Linked DNA regions of Homo sapiens: region 2 is linked to region 1. Evidence: chromatin contacts called from ENCODE Hi-C or POLR2A ChIA-PET data. All regions are on one chromosome and are shown on one strand. The core of a region is the stretch at or near the end of the contact, and the rest is flanking DNA. Distances in the headings are between cores, read along the strand shown.

Region 1 (4,768 bases), core at 574-3,073:
TGCTTATTTTGGGTAAATTACTTCTAAAAACTGGCCGGGCACAGTGGCTCACGCCTGTAATCCCAGCACTTTGGGAGGCCAAGGCGGGTGGATCACCAGAGGTCAGGAGTTCAAGACCAGCCTGGCCAACATTGTGAAAACCCGTCTTTACTAAAAATACAAAAATTAGCTGGGTGTGGTGGTGGGTGCCTGTAATCCCAGCTACTCGGGAGGCTGAGGCAGGAGAATTGCTTGAACCTGAAAGGCAGAGGTTGCAGTGAGCCGAAATTGCACCACTGCACGCCAGCCTGGCCGACAGAGCAAGACTCCGTCTCAAAAAACCAAACAAACTACCAAACTATTTTCCAAGTCAGTTGTACCATGTTACAATCTCATCAGCAATATATGAAAATTATAGTTCTTCCACACTTTTGACATTTGTTATTGTCTTTTATTATAGCCATCCTAGTGAGTATGAAGTGGTATCTCATTGTGGTTTTAATTTTCATTGCCCTAATGCTAATGATTTTGTGCATTTTCTTTTCATGTGTTTATTGACCATTCATATATCTTTGATAAAATGTCTACGTGGCTGTTCCTTTTTAAAATCCAGAGACAGAGAGATGGTCAATTTCCCTGGGAGGTGTAGAGGTTTATCGGGTTCACTGTTTGATCCCAAGTGCTGAGTACAAGAGTCAGAGAGTAAAGGGTCATGTATTAGCGTCCTGTGGCTGCTGTAACAAATTGCCACAAACTTGGTGGCTGAAAGCAACACACATTTATTCTCTTTCAGTTCTGCAGATCAGAAATCTGAAATCAGTTTCACTGGGCCAAAATTAAGGGGTAAGCAGAGCCTGCAGGGGCTCTACATTTCCTTGCCCTTTCTAGCATCCAGAGCTGCAGTGTTTGCATTCTTTGGCTCTTGGCCTCTTACCCATCTTCAAAGCCAGCAGCATAGCATTTCCAAATCTCTCTCTCTGTCTGCTTCCTTTGTCATATGGCTTTGTTTGTCTTCTGTAGTAAAATCTTCCTCTGCCTCTCTTTTAGAAGGACCCTTGTGATTACATTTAAGATCCATCTGAATAATCCGGGATAATCTCCCCACTCAAGGGCTTTCAGTCACACCAGCAAAGTCCGTTTTGCCATGTAGGGTAATATTCACAGGTTCCAGGGGTTAGGACCTGGCTGTCTTTGGGGGCCATCATTCAGCCCACCCAGTCAGTAACCTGTGAAATGCACGTGGCCCCATCAGCTCATGGTTCGGGGTTGGCTGGTCTTGAGGAAGACATCAGGCTGAAGGAAGTCTTCTGGAGGTAGGCCCTGGAGGGAGACCAGAGCCAGTCATGCTAGAGACCTCTCACCTCTTTCTTCTGACTCATCTCCTTTCTAGAAACTATGATATGAGGCGTTTGATAGCACGTGTGAGCCTGGAGGTGCTGAGGCAGCTAGCACTGTTACCAGGGTGGCGGCGGGGACAGGACCAGAACTTGGGGCCTCGCGCCCAGGTCCTCCCGTCCTTGCCTTCTCCCAGCTCCCCTCCAGGCTAACCACCTCCACGCGGGGGCCGGGTGCTGCTGCTGCCCTGAGAGCTCAGCCCCTTTCCCGGGGCGGGCACCGCTTCCCGGTCCCGGGCCTCTCTGCTCTCCCGAGGCGATAGCCACCCTGCGATCTCTCGCGCGGCCAGCAGGGGCCAGCATCCCCCGCGGAAAGGGTCGCTGGGCTGGGCTGGCCGAGAGCCGGGGATCGGCGACCCCGGGCGCCGCTGCCAAGCCCCCTGCCGTGCGGGCTGCTGCTTCGCCGTCCCAGCCCCGCAGCCTTTTGTGTCTTTCCACTTCTCCCCTGGCCCGCTGCGCTCTCGCTCTAGAGAAGGCAGAGACTGCCTTGGGTGTGGCAGCCAGGAGTGGACGGTTGCGGGCTGGGAGGCTGGCCGGGTTTCCTCCCCGTCGCGGACCTGGAGGAAGGGCTGGGTGCGGCGGGAAGGCCCCGGAGGGAGAGCTGAGCCTGGGTTGGTAGCATGGTGAGGAATAGCGGCCTCAGGGGCAGAGATGTCCGTTTCTTTGTGCACCGAAAGCTCTGAGAAGGACATCCCGATACCAGTGAACTTCTAGATTTGGAATGAGCTTCTTACCGAGCATCTCACATTCCAAAGTGCATCTGATTCGGAAGTCCTCGTGGTTCTACCTTCGGAAGGTGGGGGTGGGGTGGGCTGCCTGGGTGCAGAGGGCTGAGCCAGGCTGGTGGGAACTCCTCAGCGTCCAGCACCTGTGGGGCTGCAGCAAGCTTTTGCTGCTAGGCTCTAAACGAAGCCTGTAATTAAGGCCTTAGTTTAACTGGGTGCGCTCTCACTTTTATCTGTGGCCTGGCCTGAGCGGTTGCCTCCAGCAGCCTCAGCTACCCTCACTGCTTTGCCGCTGAACCCAGGAACGGCTATTCCACTGCAAGGGAGCTAAGACCTTCATTTGTTGCACCAACGTTTTCCTCATGGCTTATGTCTCTAGCCTCAGAGAAATCAGAGATTAGAGCCCAGATCTGGGGTCAGAAAAAGACCCGGGTGTTAGATCTGACTTTGCTACTAGCTGGGTGGCAGAAGATGGGGGAACACTTCGCTCCTTTCTACCTGTTTCCTCCCCTTGTTAAATGCGGAGGCTAATGACACTTACTGCAGATGGGGAAGCTAACAGCACTTACTGCAGAGGGTGTTGTGAGGAATCACTCAGCAAATTCTTGTAAAGGGCCAAGGTTAGAACTCAAGCCTTTTAAAATCCCATCTCTTAGTCTGGGCGGATCCCAGGAAGGTGTCAAGTCCAGCTGATGGGCATAGGTGTGTCCGTGAGGCAAGCCTGCTCTTGATGGAGCACGACAGGAAATGCAGCCTGGCCCAGCTGACAGACCTATCTACAGCGCATGTCCTCACAGGACCAGACCCTTCTGCTCCCCTTGGCTCCAGCTCCTAGATCATTCTCAGCAGTTCATTCCACGTGTAAGTGCACGCCCTCAGTTACTGTAGGAGCCAGACCACGTGGGTTCAATGTCAGCCCAAGATCCACCAGCCATGAGGCTTTGGGAAAGTCACTTCACCTCTGTAGGGACTGATTTCCCCATCTGCAAAATGGGCAGAGCGTGACCCATCTCGAAGCATTGTGGTAACGCATGGGGTGCTGCTGAATGGGACTCATTGCACTCTGCAACCTGGCTCTGGCGATTCAGACCGTGAATGCTTGGATTTTGATGGTAAGGCCAGAAAATGTTTAAAGGAGAGAACCCAGGATAAGTTGGGCCTTCTGGTGAGGTTCTTGCTACTCCTGGACAGCGTGCCCGTGTCTGTAGCAACTCAGGGCGAGGCAATGCTCTGGGGTTCCCAGACATCTGTGAGCGTGACAGCTGGTCCAAAGCTGTCTTGGATGTGTTTGTCCTCTCTAATCAAAAGAGTCCCTCGTGATGCCAAGATGGAACTCTGCAGACAGTTTGAGGAGAAACTAAATTCTGGTTTTGAAGTAAACTTGGCCTCAGTCTTTAAGGCAGATTCACAATCTATTATGAATAAAGCTGCTAGGAACATTTGTGTACGACTTCATATGGACATATGTTTTCACTTCTCTTGGATAAATATCCAGGAGTATAATTTTTGGGTCATGTGGTTTCCTTGCTTGTAGAATTTCTGACTGAAAATTGTAAGATAGTTGGATAATTGTTCCCTGGAGGGAGACATTTCAGATATGACAGGGAGAATGCCACAGGTATTGGGAGTCAGAGGTGGTTTTCATGAATATCAGGCAGCATTTCTGTAGTTGAGGGGTCTGCCTTCCACCTTGACTCAGCTCTTGAGGGCAGCAGCTGCAGCTGCAAAGAGGCAGGCCTTGTTGTGACCCTCAGGGGCCCCTTACTTACGTCACTGAAATCCACATCACTTGTTTCTTCGGAATGTCCTGATTATCAGCATGGTTCAAGGAATAGTTGAGGCCTTTGTCCTCAGGTTGGCCTGGGTCATGGTGACTTGCTGCTCGGGCAGGGCCCATGTTTCTGACCTCCTGACCAAGTTTCTTGACCAACTGATTTGATAGAGCATCAGAATTTTCATTAACTCACTTTCCCGGCTGTCACAACAAGGGATTTTACAAGAAGCTTAACCAGGGCTAATGCTTTTAATCACTACAAACTAACTTATTTTACACACTAACTTATTTTACAAACAAACTGTAATACTTAATTTTCATGTAGTCTGCATAAGCTCCTAACCTGAGAGAAAAAGAGAATGCATACAATCAACCCAAATGCCATTGTATATTGTTTTGAAATATTGTTTTGCTATGATCATTTTAAATGAATTTATATTTATTCTGTAAAAATAGAGATGGGGACTTGCTATGTTGCCCAGGCTGGAGTATGGTTGCTGTTCACAGGTGTGATCATAGCACACTGTAGCCTCTAACTCCTGGACTCAGCTGATCCTCCCACCTTGGCCTCCAAGTAGTTGGGACTGCAGGTGGGCACCACCGTGCCCCACTCATAATCATTTTTGAATACTAGATTTTTCTCAGGTCCTGATGAAATGGTTTTCCTTATGCAAGCAAAGTAAGGTAAACGTTTCATAAAACCAGAACATGATGAAAATAGGGGAGAGTGGGGCTCATGCCTGTTACTGTGAGTAACTGAATAGTGCCTCTGTCTTCTACATCAGCCTGTAGATAGTTACATATAATTAATCAGGCCAAGGTACTGTGTACTCTGGTCTCAGGAAAAGCATCTACCAGCGCTGCTGTGACCTTATTTAATCCTCACAACAAACCAA
Region 2 (4,950 bases), core at 720-3,219, 540 kb after region 1:
TTTAAGAAGGTCAAACAGATCACCACATGGTAGACCTTAGATTGGAATTCAGGCTACCAGAGCCCTATCATACGGGACCCTTCTTGCTACACCAGAATATGTAGACCATGTATATCATTCCCCTAATAAGTTGCATGCATGCTCAGTCTTATACCTATATACTTGTGTGGATTCAGCATGATTCCATAAACCAATGTATTGTTTTATATTTGCATTTTTTCTTGGGTTTCTTAGGGATTTTGAAAATATTAGCTATGTTAGCTATATTAAACATATAATTACTAGACTGAATAATATTTGTAATATATTTTTAACTATTTCCTGTAAATATTTTAAGGAGACAGATTTCCTTTTTTTCCAAACAAATGGAACTTAACCACCTTCCCTGATTGTGTTGGATAAATTCAATGTTACTATACAAGAAGACTTGTGCCACTAGTGAAAAAGCTATAAATCCTGTTTCCTCTCCCTCTTTAGCACTTGGAGCCTGATTTGTTGAGGGTTCTAACTGAAATAGACTCAATTTCTCCTTCCTACCCAACATATCACTAGTCAAGCTTTGAAATGGCCCCATTCCAACCATAGATGCTTTATAATCTGAAAGACAGTCATAGAATACAGGTTGAATCTAGAATCCTTTTGAGCTTATTATATTTCTTACTTCACAGGACAGAATCTGATCCTAACTGGATCTGCTACTGCAGATTTAGACCAAAACTGAGTTGGTCTCCCAAGTTCATAAGCTCCAAGAATCATCCTAGACTGTTTTAAACCTCCTCCAACACAAATAATGTTTTAAGATTTGCCTAAAACCTAGTATCTGAAGTAAGAGATAAGATGTTAGAAAGTGAAAGGGTACATTCATCCTTTTCTCTTTTGGGTTCCAGTTTATTCCAACTTTTTATTTATTATAATACCTTTTTTTGGTATGTTAGACATTTCAGTGTACTTTCTGATTCTCAGCCTAGAATTAAGCAGAGCAGATAGTACCCATGTTTTTTATATGATGAGACTGAGGCTCAGACAGGGGAAATGACTCACTTAAGATGATCTCATTAGGAATGGTGGAGTTACGGCTTGAACCCAGGTTTTCAGGTTTTCTAGCTCTTGACTCAGTCCTCTTTCCCCACTACATCTTCTTTACAGAACAAATATACTTTATCTGCTATTTCAGTTTTTATATACTTGTAGATACTGACTATATTCAGGTTTTTTTTGCTGATTTGAAATTCACATAATATAAAATTAACCATTTGAAAATGCATAATTCTGTAGCGTTTGGTACATTCACAGTGTTGTATAGTCATCACCATTGTGTATTTTCAGAAGTTTTTCATCACCCTAAACATGAATTCTGTACTCACTAAGCAATAACTTTCTATTTCCTTCTCCCCCAATCCCCTGGGAATCTTTAATCTACTTTTTCTATGAATTTGCTTTATTGCAGTTATTTCCTGTAAGTGGAATCAAACGATATTTGTCCTTTTGTGTTTGGCTTCTTTCACTTAACATATCTTCAAGGTTCATCCATGTTGTAGCATGTACCAGTACTTCATTCTTTTTTATGGTTGAATAATATTCTATTGTATGTTTATACCACATTTGTTTATTCATTCATCTGTTGATGGATATTTGGGTTGTTTCCACTTTTAGCTACTATGAACATTTGTGTACAAGTATCTGTCTGAATCTCTGTTTTCATTTCTTTTGGGTATATACCGAGGATTGGAATTTCTGAATCATATGGTAATATTGTACTCAATTTTAAATGAGTTGTGAGGTTAAGGTAGAATTCAGAAAACATTTTCCAAAAGAAACACTGTTGTAAGTGTCTACAAGCCAGACAAACCCACAAAAACCTGTTAATTCCAAATATAACTAAATAATACTAATAGTTATTTTAGACCTGAGTCCTAGGCTCCCAGAGCTTGAGCAACATTGGATTTTAAGCACCACCCCTGTGATGCTGAAGCTACTTACATCCTGGGGGGAGGCAGGATGGGTGGGGCCTGGATGGTGGCCCAGATTGCTGGGCATTTCTCCTGGCATGTTGGCAGAAGGCCTTAGCAAGAAAGTAGGAAAGGAATGTAAAAGGCTCATACAACAAGATGGGGAGGTGCCAGGGATAAGAATGGCAGGAGCTGGGAAAGGGCACCAACGACACAGATAGAACAACTATGGGATTTATATGTCTGGTTCCTTCTAAAATTGTTCAGTAATCCTAAATCAGTGATAGTTTGAATACTGAGCAGCCATGCTGTGTATGTGAGTGTGTGTGTTTTTTTTTTTCTTTTAAACTATATTTCAGGCCGGGTGTAGTGGCTCACGCCTGTAATCCCAGCACTTTGGGAGGCCGAGACAGGTGGATCACCTGAGGTCTGGAGTTCGAGACCAGCCTGGCTAACATGGTGAAACCCCATTTCTACTAAAAATACAAAAAATTAGCAGGATGTGGTGGTGGATGCCTGTAATCCCAGCTACTCGGGAAGCTGAGGCAGGATAATCTCTTGAACCTGGGTAGCGGAGGTTGTAGTGAGAGCCAAGATCACACCATTGCACTCTGGCCTGGGCAACAAGAGCAAAACTCTGTCTCAAAACAACAACAACAACAAAAACTATATTTCAAGGCATAGTATTTTCTGCCATTTTACCTTGGGGTCTATAAAATCCCTATGCAAATACAAGTGAATTTTTTTCTCCTCAGCTCTTAATGGTGTGTGTGTGTGTGTACGTCTGTGTATAACTGTTTTTGAGGAGGAATATTTTAGTTTCTAGTACTTTAACTTTGTAATGATTTCTTATTTGGGAAGAGCAAAACTTATTAGTTAGAAATATCATGTATTCCAAGCTGACACTTCTTATGTAAGTTTAGTGCTAATGGATCTGTGCCAGCAATGTTGTAACCCATGAAAAATGGAGTTTATAATGGAAATGCTGATGGGCCCTTTTACTATAGTGCTACAGATAGTGTTGCTATAATGAATGGTGTTTCTTTTCCATTCCCAATCTGTTTTCTTTTAATGGTTATCAAACTTTTTAACTGCAGTGTTTTAATTTAATCTAATGATTTGAGTTTTTTAAAAGTTACAGTGTTTTATTTACATTTTGAGAGTAAAAGTTAAAACATTCCTGAGCGGAGAATAACAATAAAATTGCATCTTGCAAGTTTATAACCTTTAAGCACTGAGTAAAAGGATCATGAGCCTTCTCAAAAATACTGATACTGTAGCTTTTCGTAGAGTATCTGTTCCAAAAACCTAACTGGCCATTTAAAAATATGAAATATACTTAGAGAAGAAAATAAATTAAAAGAACTTTTTTCTATACATTCTTCAGAATGTTTCTTTACCTCCTCCTTTGAGGAATCAAATGTAGTATTAAAGCTGCTTTAAAGCAGGGAATAGGGCCCACAAAAAATAAAAATCAAGATGACAGTAATGGCCAATATTTTTTGCATGCTTATTAGATATTTGGCTCTGTGGAAAGTGCTTTACACATATTTTGTTGTTTCTAACAAAGGCCCTATGAGATAGGGTCTAGTAATAATTGGGACTATTAATAAACACCTTTTTCAGATGAGGAAACTGAGGCCTAGAGACAGAAGTAACTTAGTTGCCCAATTCATACAGTTTACAAGTGGGAGAGCAGGAGTTAGACCCAGTCTGATGGCTCTGGAGCCTGACTCCCAGATACCACCTGACATGATCCCTGCTTCATCTCTCATCTTCTTAGAGGTGAACTTCTGATTTTCCTGGGGTTCTACTAGTAATTCTCTGGACACTGTCATTACCATTTTATGATTTATAATTAGTAAGTCAGAAGAAACAGATCAATATTCACTTATGCAAAAAGATACCTAGCCAACCTATTTGGCTCATTTGAGACCCAACAAGCTCATGTGCCTCTTAACAGTATTTCTTTACCCTGGTCATCACAATGTAATATGCATGAAAATCAGACTGTAAAACATCCCCATTTGGGATAATAAAAAGGATACAAACAAGGTTCCCTTCAAAAGAAGCATCTCACTCTTTACTAATCTTTAGAAGGTTCTCAAATTTGAACATTATAACCTTCAGAGGGTAGTTTTCAGTCTGGGACTAGCTACTTAGGAATACCCGAAAATGTTTTTTTGAGTTATGTTAAAAATAAAACTAGTTAATATTTCAGTGACTGACTTCTAAATTAAGGTAGTTATTTTTATATTAGCAGCTTACAATTTATGACAGTAGATATATATGTACACTTCCTATGTTAAAGCCCTTTAGTTTTACTTTTAAAAGGGAAAATGTGATCTTGATCTTTTTCAATACAAAAATGTAATCTCAGCTATTTAAAAAAGTATAGTTTCTCAGTGTATTAGAAGAACTTATAGAAAATTAGTACCTCGGTGGCATGAATGCTGGTTCAGTCAATGTCACTTCTCTTCATTAAAATCTAAATACTCAAAATTTTTCCATTTCTGGAGGGTTTACTTATGGTTGTTACTTATATTCCTGAAATGCTATATATGATCATAAAAGATTTGCTCTGTGAATGAGTAAGAGAAAAGGGATGTGCAGAAGATATAAAAAAAGAAAAAGCATTTGTATGATCAAAGTACAGAGTAGTCTAATTTTACTCTCAGTGATTTATTTTCTCTCCATGATGACCAACATTAACTGATCACAGATACAGACTTATCTTGTTATTATAACAATGTAACTTCTATTGCTGAGCTAGTTCATTCCATGAATAAAGTAGATGGATTTTTATGATCCAACTCATAGATACTGAGTTAGTACAAAATTCAAAATGAAACCAAGACATTAAAAATGTAGGGATCATGTAACTATTTTATACTATGTGTATCTTTCTCTGATTTACTTTTATCTCATTTTCTCATTTCTTATCCTACAAGTTGCATTCTGAACTTTATTATAATTACGAATTTGGTCCATATGATTTTTT

What was found. A loop is a pair of places that touch in the nucleus more often than their neighbours do. ChIA-PET counts read pairs that join two places held with the same protein, here RNA polymerase II (POLR2A). Pooled maps may share reads with other maps.
Region 2: a map of sigmoid colon shows a loop between it and region 1 (2.4-fold over the local background). The contact joins two enhancer-like sites. A Hi-C loop is called at or near these places in 1 of 168 maps with a recorded cell type or tissue (sigmoid colon) and 1 of 50 pooled maps. POLR2A ChIA-PET finds 5 or more read pairs at or near these places in 1 of 52 experiments (OCI-LY7).

The regions. Positions count from the first base shown.
Region 1 is chr2:62,455,453-62,460,220 of GRCh38, forward strand. The region is part of intron 4 of LOC105374764 (a long non-coding RNA gene); the gene reads left to right. It also overlaps a transcript of TMEM17 not described here. Among named protein-coding and RNA genes, the nearest start is that of TMEM17, 48 kb to the right of the region's middle. RefSeq lists a silencer at 1,377-1,936. Within about 2 kb of position 1,824, at least 26 of the 41 ENCODE cell types and tissues checked have a DNase peak (open chromatin) inside an H3K27ac peak, as active enhancers do.
Region 2 is chr2:62,998,107-63,003,056 of GRCh38, forward strand. The region is part of intron 19 of EHBP1 (EH domain binding protein 1); the gene reads left to right. Among named protein-coding and RNA genes, the nearest start is that of EHBP1-AS1, 48 kb to the right of the region's middle. Within about 2 kb of position 1,970, at least 3 of the 41 ENCODE cell types and tissues checked have a DNase peak (open chromatin) inside an H3K27ac peak, as active enhancers do.